Regions from separate parts of the Homo sapiens genome. Here region 2 is linked to region 1. Evidence: read pairs that join two places in POLR2A ChIA-PET (ENCODE). Cell type or tissue: Panc1. All regions are shown on one strand. Links, peaks and the distances in the headings refer to the core of each region. The heading gives the core; the rest is flanking DNA. Region 1 overlaps WTIP (WT1 interacting protein). Region 2 has its middle 5.3 kb from the start of DMKN.

The links. ChIA-PET counts read pairs that join two places held together with the same protein. Peaks named below come from ENCODE experiments on the same cell type or tissue, not always from the same donor. Only the 100,000 strongest peaks of a DNase experiment are listed, where the experiment ranks them.
Region 2: POLR2A ChIA-PET joins it to region 1 with 6 read pairs; 1 of 35 experiments calls an interaction of 5 or more read pairs at or near these places.

The regions. Positions count from the first base shown.
Region 1 is chr19:34,499,493-34,504,859 of GRCh38, forward strand. It overlaps WTIP (WT1 interacting protein), which reads left to right. Exons shown (of 8, transcript NM_001080436.2): 8 at 637-5,367. The coding sequence ends at 777. Among named protein-coding and RNA genes, the nearest start is that of WTIP, 20 kb to the left of the region's middle. RefSeq lists a silencer at 2,318-2,377 and an enhancer at 3,927-4,748. In Panc1, for the core only: a CTCF peak has its summit at 2,223 (motif pointing left); a DNase peak (open chromatin) is centred at 2,259; H3K27ac peaks cover 341 bases.
Region 2 is chr19:35,516,276-35,521,642 of GRCh38, forward strand. No RefSeq gene overlaps it. Among named protein-coding and RNA genes, the nearest start is that of DMKN, 5.3 kb to the left of the region's middle. In Panc1, for the core only: no CTCF peak of the experiment used is centred there; a DNase peak (open chromatin) is centred at 2,256.

The sequences.
Region 1 (5,367 bases), core at 114-5,113:
GAGAGACCCTGTCTCAAACAACAACAAACGAATAAACAAAAAACACCCAAACCATCAGGTTTTTATGCTGACACCCATGTTGACTGCTCAGCCCTCTCCCCGCAGTCTGACTTATATCCAGTGACTTCCTCTTGGATACCTGAGAGGCAGCTCCAGTCTCCAGTGCTCCACGCCGGGCTTCCCATACCCCCTCTGGCAGAGGAAGAGTCTTTTTTTTTTTTTTTGAGATGGAGTTTCGCTGTTGTCACCCAGGCTGGAATGCAATGGCAGGCTCTCTGCTCTCTGCAACCTCTGCCTCCCGGGTTTAAGTGATTCTCCAGTCTCAGCCTCCCAAGGAGCTGGGATTACAGGCATGTGCCACTATGCCCGGCTAATTTTGTATTTTTAGTAGAGACAGGGTTTCACCATGTTGGCTGGGCTGGTCTCGAACTCCTGACCGAAGCGATGATCCAGCCGCCTCAGCCTCCCAAAGTGCTGGGATTACAGGTGTGAGCCCCTGCGCCCGGCGGAAGAGTCTTCATGTTGTTTTGCGGCACCCTGCAGATCTGCCCCTCCCCTCCGTCCCTCCCCCGTCCCGTGACCTCTGATGTGCGCTTGTCTGCTGACTCTGGGGCTGGGGGCTGTGTTCTTCCCTAGGACTGCGGGCTGCAGCTGAGCGGGGAGGAGGGACGCCGTTGCTATCCCCTGGCGGGCCACCTACTGTGTCGTCGTTGCCACCTGCGGCGCCTCCAACCTGGGCCTCTTCCCTCACCCACTGTGCACGTCACTGAGCTCTGAGCAGGGGAAAACCCGTCCCTGGGCCGGGGTGGGTGTGGGTGTGGAGGGAGGGCCCGCGTGGGTGGCCCTGGTCAGCGTCAGGGGAGCTCCCTCCAATCAGTTTCCCACCGAGCTGCTGTCTGCAGGGGCCGGACCCCCGCGTGGAAGCTTCTATTTATTCACCGTCTGTGCCTGCTCAAGTCACTTCCCTGCGGGCCCTGCCTCCCACCCACCCCATCACCAGCTTTCCACTTGGAGGCCCCCTGTGCCCTGCAGCCTCAGGGTAGGCCGTGGGTCACCAGGCTGGAGAGGGCCCCTGCCTTGGCCAGGGGTGCGAGGTGACCCGGCTGCATTGCTGGGTGGGAGCTGCTGTCTGTTGTTCAGGGGCCTGGCCCCCGCCCTCCCCCCCGACCCCGACCTCGCAAAGCGCACTCCCGGGCAGGGTGTGGTCTGGAAGGCGGGGCTGGCGGGGACATGGGTGTTCCTGCATCTCCTAGCGCAGTTCCTGCTGGTGGGTGGAAGGGTGCCTGGTTTAGGCGGGGTCCCAGGAGGGGGTGAGGGGTGACACCCTTGGGGAGGGGGCCTGCAAAGGGCACTGCCTGTGGCCACGTGGTGTCTGTGGGAATTGGTCCTGGGGACTTTGATGGGTGTTTGCGGCCCCAGTTGCCGCCCTGCTCCCTCTTCCAGGGCTCCTGGCTTGGGCCCCCCGACCCCCCTGCTCAGCTCGGGAAAATCCCCGTGCGGCTCCAGCCCCGGGTCACGCTCAGGAGCGATGAGAGGGGCGCCCTGGCCACGCTTCAGGAAAGCCTGTGTCTGCGCGCGGGGCAAGGGGCTCCACGACAAAAGGACAAGATTTGACTTAAATTAAGTTTTTCCCTTGAGGATATTTTCATTTTCTTTAAAAGAATATAATTTTCTTCTAAGATCTTGGACCAGCCTTGTTATTTTTAAAGCAAATGCCGGCAAACTCACAAGTGTCTAGTTTGTCTGTTACGGAGCTGGTTTTCAGGTGGTAAGAACCTTGTGGTTTCAGGACTTTTGTCCTGAAATTCCTCTAAAACTTCGCCACGCGTGTCCACCTTTCAGACTTTAGGGTAGTGTGGGGTTCCGTGTGTGTCCGGGTGTTAAGGGCGGTCGCCCCATGAAATGCAGTGTGGAGGTCCCTCCGTGCTCCCCGGGACACACTGACGGGAATGTGGGGTCTGGACATGGGAGGCCCTGGTCCTGATGCGGAATCCCCAGGGGTTCAGGGGACATCTGGACTGAAGTCACTCGCCCCTGGGAGAGCCTGGACCCACCTCTTGGCTGCTGCTCTCCCCTTCCTCCCCCACCGTCAGGTGTGAGTTCTGTGAATCACTCGCGGGGCTGGGCTAGGCTCCGGGAACCAGCAGGGCTGTCCAGGCCGAGCCCAAGGGAACAAACACCAGGAGGCGCCCGCAGGGAAGTGGCGGCTTCGGAGTCCAGCAGGGCCGAGGCATGGCGCGGGCGCCACCTGGTGGGCTGAGCCGGCAAGTACAGGGGTGGTCAGGGAGCCTTAGCCAGGGACTTACACAGCGTGGAGAGCGCTGCATCTTAGAGTGGGGCCTTCAGCAGGACCAGGGGCCACTTCTTGGAGGAGGTGATCCCACTGGGGCCAGAGAGTAAAGTCCAGGCGTGGAGGCTCCGGTGCTGGCTCTCTCCTGCTAGCTGAGCTGCTTTTTCTTTTCTTTTCTTTTTTTTTTTTTGAGACGGAGTGTCATTGTGTCACCCAGGCTGGAGTGCAGTGGCACAATCTTGGCTCACTGCAGCCTCCGCCTCCCGGGTTCAAGCAATTCTCCTGCTTTAGTCTCCCGAGTAGCTGGGACTACAGGCGCACGCCACCACGCCCGGCTAATTTTGTATTTTTAGTAGAGATGGGGTTTCACCATGTTGGTCAGGCTGGTCTCCAACTGCTGACCTCAGGGGCGATCCACCCACCTCAGCCTCCCAAAGTGCTGGGATTACAGGTGTGTACCACTGTGCCCGGCTTTTTTTTTTTTTTTTTTTGAGACAGGGTCTCGTTCTGTCGCCCAGGCTGGAGTGCGTTGGCACAATCTGGGCCTACTGCAACCTCTGCCTCCAGGGTTCAAGTAATTCTCATGCCTCAGCCTCCCCAGTAGCTGAGACTACAGGTGTGCCCCATGACGCCCAGCTATTTTTTTTTTTTTTTTTTTTAAAGACAGAGTCTAGCTCTGTCGCCCAGGCTGGAGTGCAGTGGCGTGATCTGGGCTGACTGCAACCTCTGCCTCCCACGTTCAAGCATTCTGCCTCAGCCTTCCAAGTGCTGGGATTACAAGTGTGCGCCACCAGGCCTGGCTAATTTTTGTATTTTTAGTAGAGTCGGGGTTTCACCATGTTGGCCAGACTGGTCTGGAACTCCTGGCCTCAAGCGATCCATCCGCCTTGACCTTCCAAAGTTCTGGGATTACAGGCGTGAGCCACTGTGCCTGGCCTTACTTTTTGTATTTTTAGTTGAGAGGGGGTTTCAGCATGTTGGCCAGGTTGGTGTCAAACTCCTGACCTCAAGCGAGCCCACCTTGGCCTCCCAGAGTGTTGGGATTACAGGCTTGAGCCACCGTGCCTGGCCTGGGCTCCTTTGCCTTCTAACTGGTCAGTTGCAAAGCTGTCCTCTGAACTGTCCTCTCTGCTTCCTCCCTCAAACCTGCTTTGAGCCGGGTTTCTCCTTGTTGCCAACCCGGTCCTTCTCCTCCCCTTCCTTTGCATGTGCCATGGTGGGCCCTGTGCTTATATCCATGGGGTTGCTTCACTGAACCCTGCTCCATCCCGGTCACCATGCACGCTCCTGCCAGCTGGCCTGAGTCATCACAGCTTGGAGTCCCCCCAACCCCACCCAAGTAACACACTTTGTCAAAGGTCGCAGTCAAGGGACTGCATAGGCCCTTGGGGCAGTGGCCTCACCAGGCCACACTCTGCCCTTTCTTTCTGGGCCCCTGGGCCCCGCATTGCCTTCTGTCAGGGCTGGTGGCCACTGCTCCACCTCCTCCCCCGGAGCTGTGCATGGCAGTTCCCTCCGTGGGAGCCACTCTCCCGGGGTTTCTTCCTCTATGAAGAAACCTTGGCCTCTATGAAGTCAGGCCCCAGTTGTGACACCTCACTTGACACCCAGAAGTCTTGGCCTCTGCTCTCCAAGCTCATTTGCCAACAGCAGTATCTCCATTTCATGCCCAGGGGTGACACTGACCCCATGATTATAGAGATGGAGGATGCTGTGTGAGAACTGGGCTGAGCCATGCCAGTGGCCTGTGACCCTCCAGCCCTGGATGCCACCCCCCACCTGCCCAAGGGGACCCCCACTGATGTGGTCTCTGCTGACACCTGTGCCTGTGCCTGGGGTCCCTGTCATCCTTCCCTGGTCTGAGTGGCAAGTCTCCTGCCATCCCTGTCCCCGCTATGCGGTGAGCTCTTCAGCTTGGGCCCGCCTGGTGGCTCACGCTACTCTCCACCGTGCCTGGATTAGGGCGAGTGCTGAGGCTGGAGCTGACCCTGCCCTGGCCTTCAGGGTCTTGGCTTAGTTCCACCTGCACTGGTCCAAGTCCAGCCTGGTTGCCTAGTGAAGGATCCACAGTGGGTACATAAAGGGCCAAGCGCTGTCCACGTGGACACATCCTATGTGGGCGTGAGTGCTCCCTGCAATCCCCAGACAAGCCTGCCTCTCAGCGGGGCTCAGCTCAGAGACATAGACCCTGGAGGGCTGAGTCTGCCTGTGTGCGTGTGTGTGTGCATGTGTGTGTGTGTGAGAGAGAGACAGGGATGGGGGGAGAGTGTGTGTATCAATGAGAGAGACGGAGAAAGTCGTGTGTGAAAGGGATTGAATATTTCAGAAAATGAATGAGAGAGATTGGGAGAGATGGTGGGAGGTGGAGTGGGAGAGAGACCTGTTGTTTAAGAGGGAGACTGAGTGACTCCGAGAATGAGGGGGAAAGATACGGAGACAGGATAAGCTGCAGAGAGAGAGGGAGAGAGGGATTGAACTGGAGCGAGACCAACAGAGCCCTGACGCTGGGATTTGGGAGGATTTGGTGGGTTCTCAGTGACCCCACTGAGGCCTGACCCACCAGTGGAAAAGGCTCACCTCCTGTAAGTGACCACACTGTGGGGTGTAATTGTGTGTTTGTTTGTGTGTGTGTGTGTGTGTCTGTGTGTGTGTTGGCGTCGCCCTGATGGCCTCTTGGAGGGTCCTGGGGTGGGTGGGTCTTGGGCATGGGGTGCCCTCTGCCCTCATTCTTTCTTCATCCGGGCTCCCTGCCCCTGTTGGGGTGGGAAGCACAGATGTCAGCTTGCTGAGCTGCAGGTACCATGACAATCCCAAGTGGAACTGCTCTTGGGGGGCTGTGTGGGGAGGGGCCACTGGGCAGGATTTATGAGACCTGGGCAGAGGTGTGGGGAGCAGTGTGGGCCAGAGGGTGACTGGGGGTTGGGGTGAGTTGGGTAGGGTGCAGCTGTGCTCATCCCTCCCACCCAGCCCCACCCTGAGGCTGGTCTCTAGCTCGTGAGCAGAGGCCGAGAGAAGGCCCTTCCCCATCACGGGGTCCTGTCTCGTCCGGTCTGGCAGCCCTCATCTGGCCAGGAGGC
Region 2 (5,367 bases), core at 118-5,117, 1.0 Mb after region 1:
ACCTCAATTCTCCCATGCCACCAACAGGCCTGTGTTCTACCTGCTAGGAAAAAATTGCCCCTCAGACATCGCTGGGCCTGAGGAGCCACCTCAGATCAGCCCTAGGGCATCCTTATTAAATAACTAGTGTGAACCAAATAAAATATTAGGTGCTTTCACATACATGATCTCATTGAATCCTCAATATGACCACAAGAGGTTAATATTATTCCCATTATACAGATGAGGTAACTGAGGCCCAAGTGGCTCAGCATCACACACAAAATCATATGTGAAAAGACTGTGGTAAAATAGAGTTGTCAAAACTTGAGCCAGGCACTTTGGGAGGCTAAGGCAGGTGGATCATCTGAGGTCAGGAGTTCAAGACCAGTCTGGCCAACATGGTGAAAACCCCCTCTCTACTAAAAATACAAAAATTAGCCGAACGTGGTGACAGGCACCTATAATCCCAGCTACTCAGGAGGCTGAAGCAGGAAAATTGTTTGAACCTGGAAAGTGGAGGTTGCAGTGAGCCGAGATTGCACCATTGCACTCCAGCCTGGACAACAGAGCGAAACTCCGTCTCAAAACAACAACAACAACAAAAAAAAACTTGAGCCAGGTCAGTCTGACTCCAAACAGCTTTCTCTCCTCCATCACCATGCCACCCATGTTCTTATGCGTGATGGCACCCACAAATCTGATATGCCTATGTCATGTCCAAGGCCCTCTGGTCTCAGCTCTTCTCTCTAATTCACATCATTCATTCAGCAAATATTTATGACTACCTGCTCCGTGACACGCCTATTCCAGACACTGGGGATACAGCCTAGAAACCATTCTCCAGCTGAGTGACACCTCATAATCCCAGCTCATGCCTGCAAGCCCAGCACTTTGGGAGGCCGAGGCAAGTGGATCACTTGAGGTCAAAAGTTCGAGACCAGCCTGGGCAACACAGAGAGACCCCAACTATAAAAAATGTTTTTGAAAAAGTAGTTGGATGTGGTGGTGCACACCTGTAGTTCTAGCTACTCCAGAGGCTGAGGTGAGAGGATCGCTTGAGCTCTGGAGGTTGAGGCTGCTATGACCACACCACTGCACTCCAGTCTGGGTGACAGAGTGAGACCTTGTCTCAAAAAAAGCATTCTCCTTGCAGAACTTACATTCATGGTGGGGGAAGTTAGGCAATAGGTGACAGAGAGGTGTTTTAAATAGGGTACTCGGGAAAGGCTCTTTGAGATGTGGCCTGTGAGCTGACCCCTGCAGGGAGTGGAAGAGTGAGCCATGGGGATTAGCTGGGGCTAGTGGATTCCAAGCAGGGGGAACAGCCATGCAAAGGCCTGGAGGCAGGAGCCTGCCTACTGTATTTGAGAACCATTGTGGCTGGAGCAGTGTTGGGATGGGAGAAGCTAAAGTCAAAGAGGGAAAGATCCTGGGGTCTTGCGGACTATTATGAAGACTGGCTTTTTTTTTTTTTTTTTTTTTTGAGACTGGGTCTTGCTCTGTCGCTCAGGCTGAAGGTCAATGGCGCAATCTCGGCTCACCACAACCTCCGCCTCCAGCGTACAAGTGATTCTCCTGCCTTAGCCTCCCGAGTAGCTGGGATTATAGGCGCCTGCCACCACGCCTGGCTAATTTTTGTATTTTTAGTAGAAACGGGGTTTCACCATGTTGTCTAGGCTGGTCTGGAACTCCTGACCTCAAGTGATCCACCCGCCTAGGCCTCCCAAAGTGCTGGGATTACAGGCGTCAGCCACCACACCTGGCCAACTTTGACTTTTATTTTTACTCTGAATGAGGTAGAACCAGCCAAGGGTTCTGGGCTGCCACGGGTGCTAACAGAGTTCCCCTAGGGAACTGATTGTTGGGGGTTGTGGAGTAGAGAGACCAGGGAGGAGGGAGATTGGAGGCTGGACTCAGTCTAGTGGGAAGATGAGGCTTTGGGGGTGGGTGATGTCTCTGCTCCCTTCTGGGGGGTCCCAGATCTCAAACTGGCACCTACAGTCTTACCTCTTCCACGGTGCCTATCCCAGAGCCTACATTCAAACCCTAGCTCCACCGCTTACTAACCATGATCTTAACCCATCTGTGCAACAGTTTTCTCATCTGTAAAGAGGGGTGAATGTGAGGATTAAGTGAAGTAATACATGTAAATTGCTTAGAGAAGTGTCTGCCACTCAGAAGCACTCAATATATGTTCTCGGCAGTGCTGGTCACATTGCTGTGGCTGGAATGCTTTCTTGGCAGTTGTTTAATCTTGTGACACACACATGCACACATCCTGAAAATGCCAGATGCATGGCTCATGCCTGTAATCCCAAAACCGTGGGAGGCCAAGGAGGGAAGATTGCTTGAGCCCAAGAGTTCCCGACCAAGCTGGGCAACATCGTGAGACCCTGTCTCTACAAAAAATACAAAAATTGCCAGGGTGTAGTGACGTGTGCCCATAGTCCCAGCCACTTGGGAAGCTGAGGCACACGGATCACTTGAATCCAGGAGGCTGAGGTTGCAGTGAGCCATGATTACGCCACTGCACTCCAGCCTGGACAACAGGGTGAGACCCTGCCTCAATTAAAAAAAAAATGCCAGATGCAGAAACTTACTTTTAAAGAACACTCATTTGGAGCCAGGAGAGGGTAGCTCTCACCTGTAATCCCAGCACTTTGGGAGGCCAAGGCAGGCAGATCACCTAAAGTCAGGAGTTCGAGACCAGCCTGGCCAACATGGTGAAACCTCATGGCTACTAAAAATACAAAAATTAGCCAGGCGTGGTGTGCGCCTGTAATCCCAGCTACTTAGGAGGCTGAGGCAGGAGAATCTCCTGAACCCGGGGTTCGGAGGTTGCAGTGAGCCAAGATCGCACCACTGCACTCCAGCCTGGGCAACAGAACAAGACTCTGTCAAAAAAAAAAAAAAAAAAACCCACTCATTTGGATGTAGCCCCCTCCCGCTTCCTGGGGGTCGCAAGGGCAGCATGCCACCTCACTGCTAGAGATGTTCAGCAGGGAAGTGCCCTTGAACTGGAGCCTGGCCATCACCACTGACTAGCAGGGTGGCCTCAGGCAACACGCTCCGTTCCGTGCACCTCTTCTTCAACATCTGTGAGGGCAATGATCATGGTACTTGCCTCCCGGATGGTTGTGGGGATGAAATGAATCATGCCTGTAAGTGCTTAGCACAGACCCTGTAAAAGATGCCCGGTGAGAGCCACACCCAAACTCCTCTCCCTGTTCTTCAACATCCTCAGAAACCGGCCCTTCCTCTCTGTGTTTCTCCCTAGCCTGGCTCCACCCATCTCAGGCAAAGCAGCCTGTGTCTTGCTCACACTCGTTCCATGGCCCTTCCCAACCTGCTCAAGTCAGTGGCTTCCCTTCTGCTCCTTGCCAGACATTCATGCCTGGCCTTGACATCACTGCTTGAACCTCTTTGTCTGGGGGGAAATGGATACGATATTTGTAATATGATTACAGATTGTCATAACCAACAAGAAAAACAAGATCAGCGCTATGAGAGAGAGTGACAGGGTGGCCGTAGCTCAGGTTGAGCGGTCAAGGTAGCTGAGATGCAAAGGGTAGGGAAGAGCCAGTATGAGGGGCCGAGGGGCATGGAGAGTGTTCCTAGTAGAGGGAACAGCACAGAAGACCTCCAGGCAGGAGAGAGCCAGGCGTCTTTTACCCTCAAAACCGACTCAAAGCTCTCCTTTTTCAGAAGCTTCCCAGGACTGACTCAGTGCCTATCAATTATCTTGTATCTCTTTGGTATTTTCAGGACCCCCATCCAAGCAAACCCAGCAAGAAAATGTGCCTAAAAAATAGTCAGTCAGCCGGGTGATGGCCAGGCGCGGTGGCTCACGCCTGTAATCCCAATACTTTGGGAGGCCAAGGCGGGCGAATCAACTGAAGTCAGGAGTTCAAGACCAGCCTGACCAACATGGTGAAACCCCGTCTCTACTGAAAATACAAAAATTAGCTGGGTGTGGTGGCGCGCACCTGTAAGGGAGGCTGAGGCAGGAGAATTGCTTGAGCCTGGGAAGCAGAGGTTGCAGTGAGCCGATATCACCCCACTGCAATCCAGCCTGGATGAAAAAGCAAGACTCTGTCTCAATATATATATATACATACACATATATACATATATATACACGTATATATATACACACACATATATGTATATTTTTTTAAATAAAAATAAAGTCAATGAAAGCTTTTACTTCAAGAAAGAAAGAGTCCCTTGAATGTTGCCTTTTCGAAAGCCGCCACTATAGGATTCTTTTAAGTAGGGCCTCCCCCAATACCTGTGAGATGATGTCCAGCACGGAGCAGACCCTCAATCAGTATCTGACATGAATGGAAGGTTCTATTTATATCAGTGCAGCAAGCAGCTGGGTGCTGTGGCTCACACCTGTATTCCTAGCACTTTGGGAGCCTGAGGCAGGAGGATTGCTTGAGCTCAGGATTTCAAGACCAGCCTGGGCAACATTATGAGACCCTCGTCTCTACAAAAAAAAATTACAAAATTAGCCAGGCATGGTGGTGTGTGCTTGTAGTCCCAGCTACTTGGGAGGCTGAGGTGGGAGGATTGCTTGAGCCCAGGAGATTGAGGCTGCAGTTAGCCATGACTGTGCCACTGCACTCCAGCCTGAACGATAGACCAAGACTCTGTCTCAAAAAATAAATAAGACAAAATGCAGCAAATATAATGTTTACAGTTTACTTTGAAATACATCAAAAATGTTTGATATGGGGCTAAATGGACAGATGTGTGACCAAGCAAGTATGGTAAAATCTAAGTGGTGAGAATTCTGGTGTTCACTATAAAATTCTTTCATCTTTTCATGATGCTTGAAATGTTTTCAAAATAAAATATCGCAGGGGGAGGGAAGGAGCATATGTAATGAAATGATGGTATTCCACAAAATAAGGGAAAATGCAGTGACTATAAAGTGAGGAACGTCCCATTTTTTGCACAAATGCAGGCCCCTCCCCTTGCCGGTCATTGAGCTCTTATTGATGCGTGGCTTTGTGTGTTTGCATTCACATTCTGTTTATAGGCCTTGCCTCCCAGGAAGGCTGTGAATTCCCCAAGGGCAAGAACACTGTCTATTATTTTCAGTCCCCCATTGATGGAATTTTGTAGCTGGAAGCAACAGTTGTCGAATCCCTGCCTCCCTTTATACAGGAGGAAATCGTGGCCCCTAGAGGGGAAGTAGGCGGCCTTCAGGCATCTTGCTCCCGATTGGAACGCAAGTCTCCCAGCACCCAGGCTAGTGCCTGGGAGTGTTACAGAGACTTCACCGGGAACCACGAGAAGTCAGGTGCTGGCGACAGACGGAGCCAGACCCAGGCCTGCTGCTTTCTCTGTGGGCGCCCTTGTCCCACTGAGCCGCAG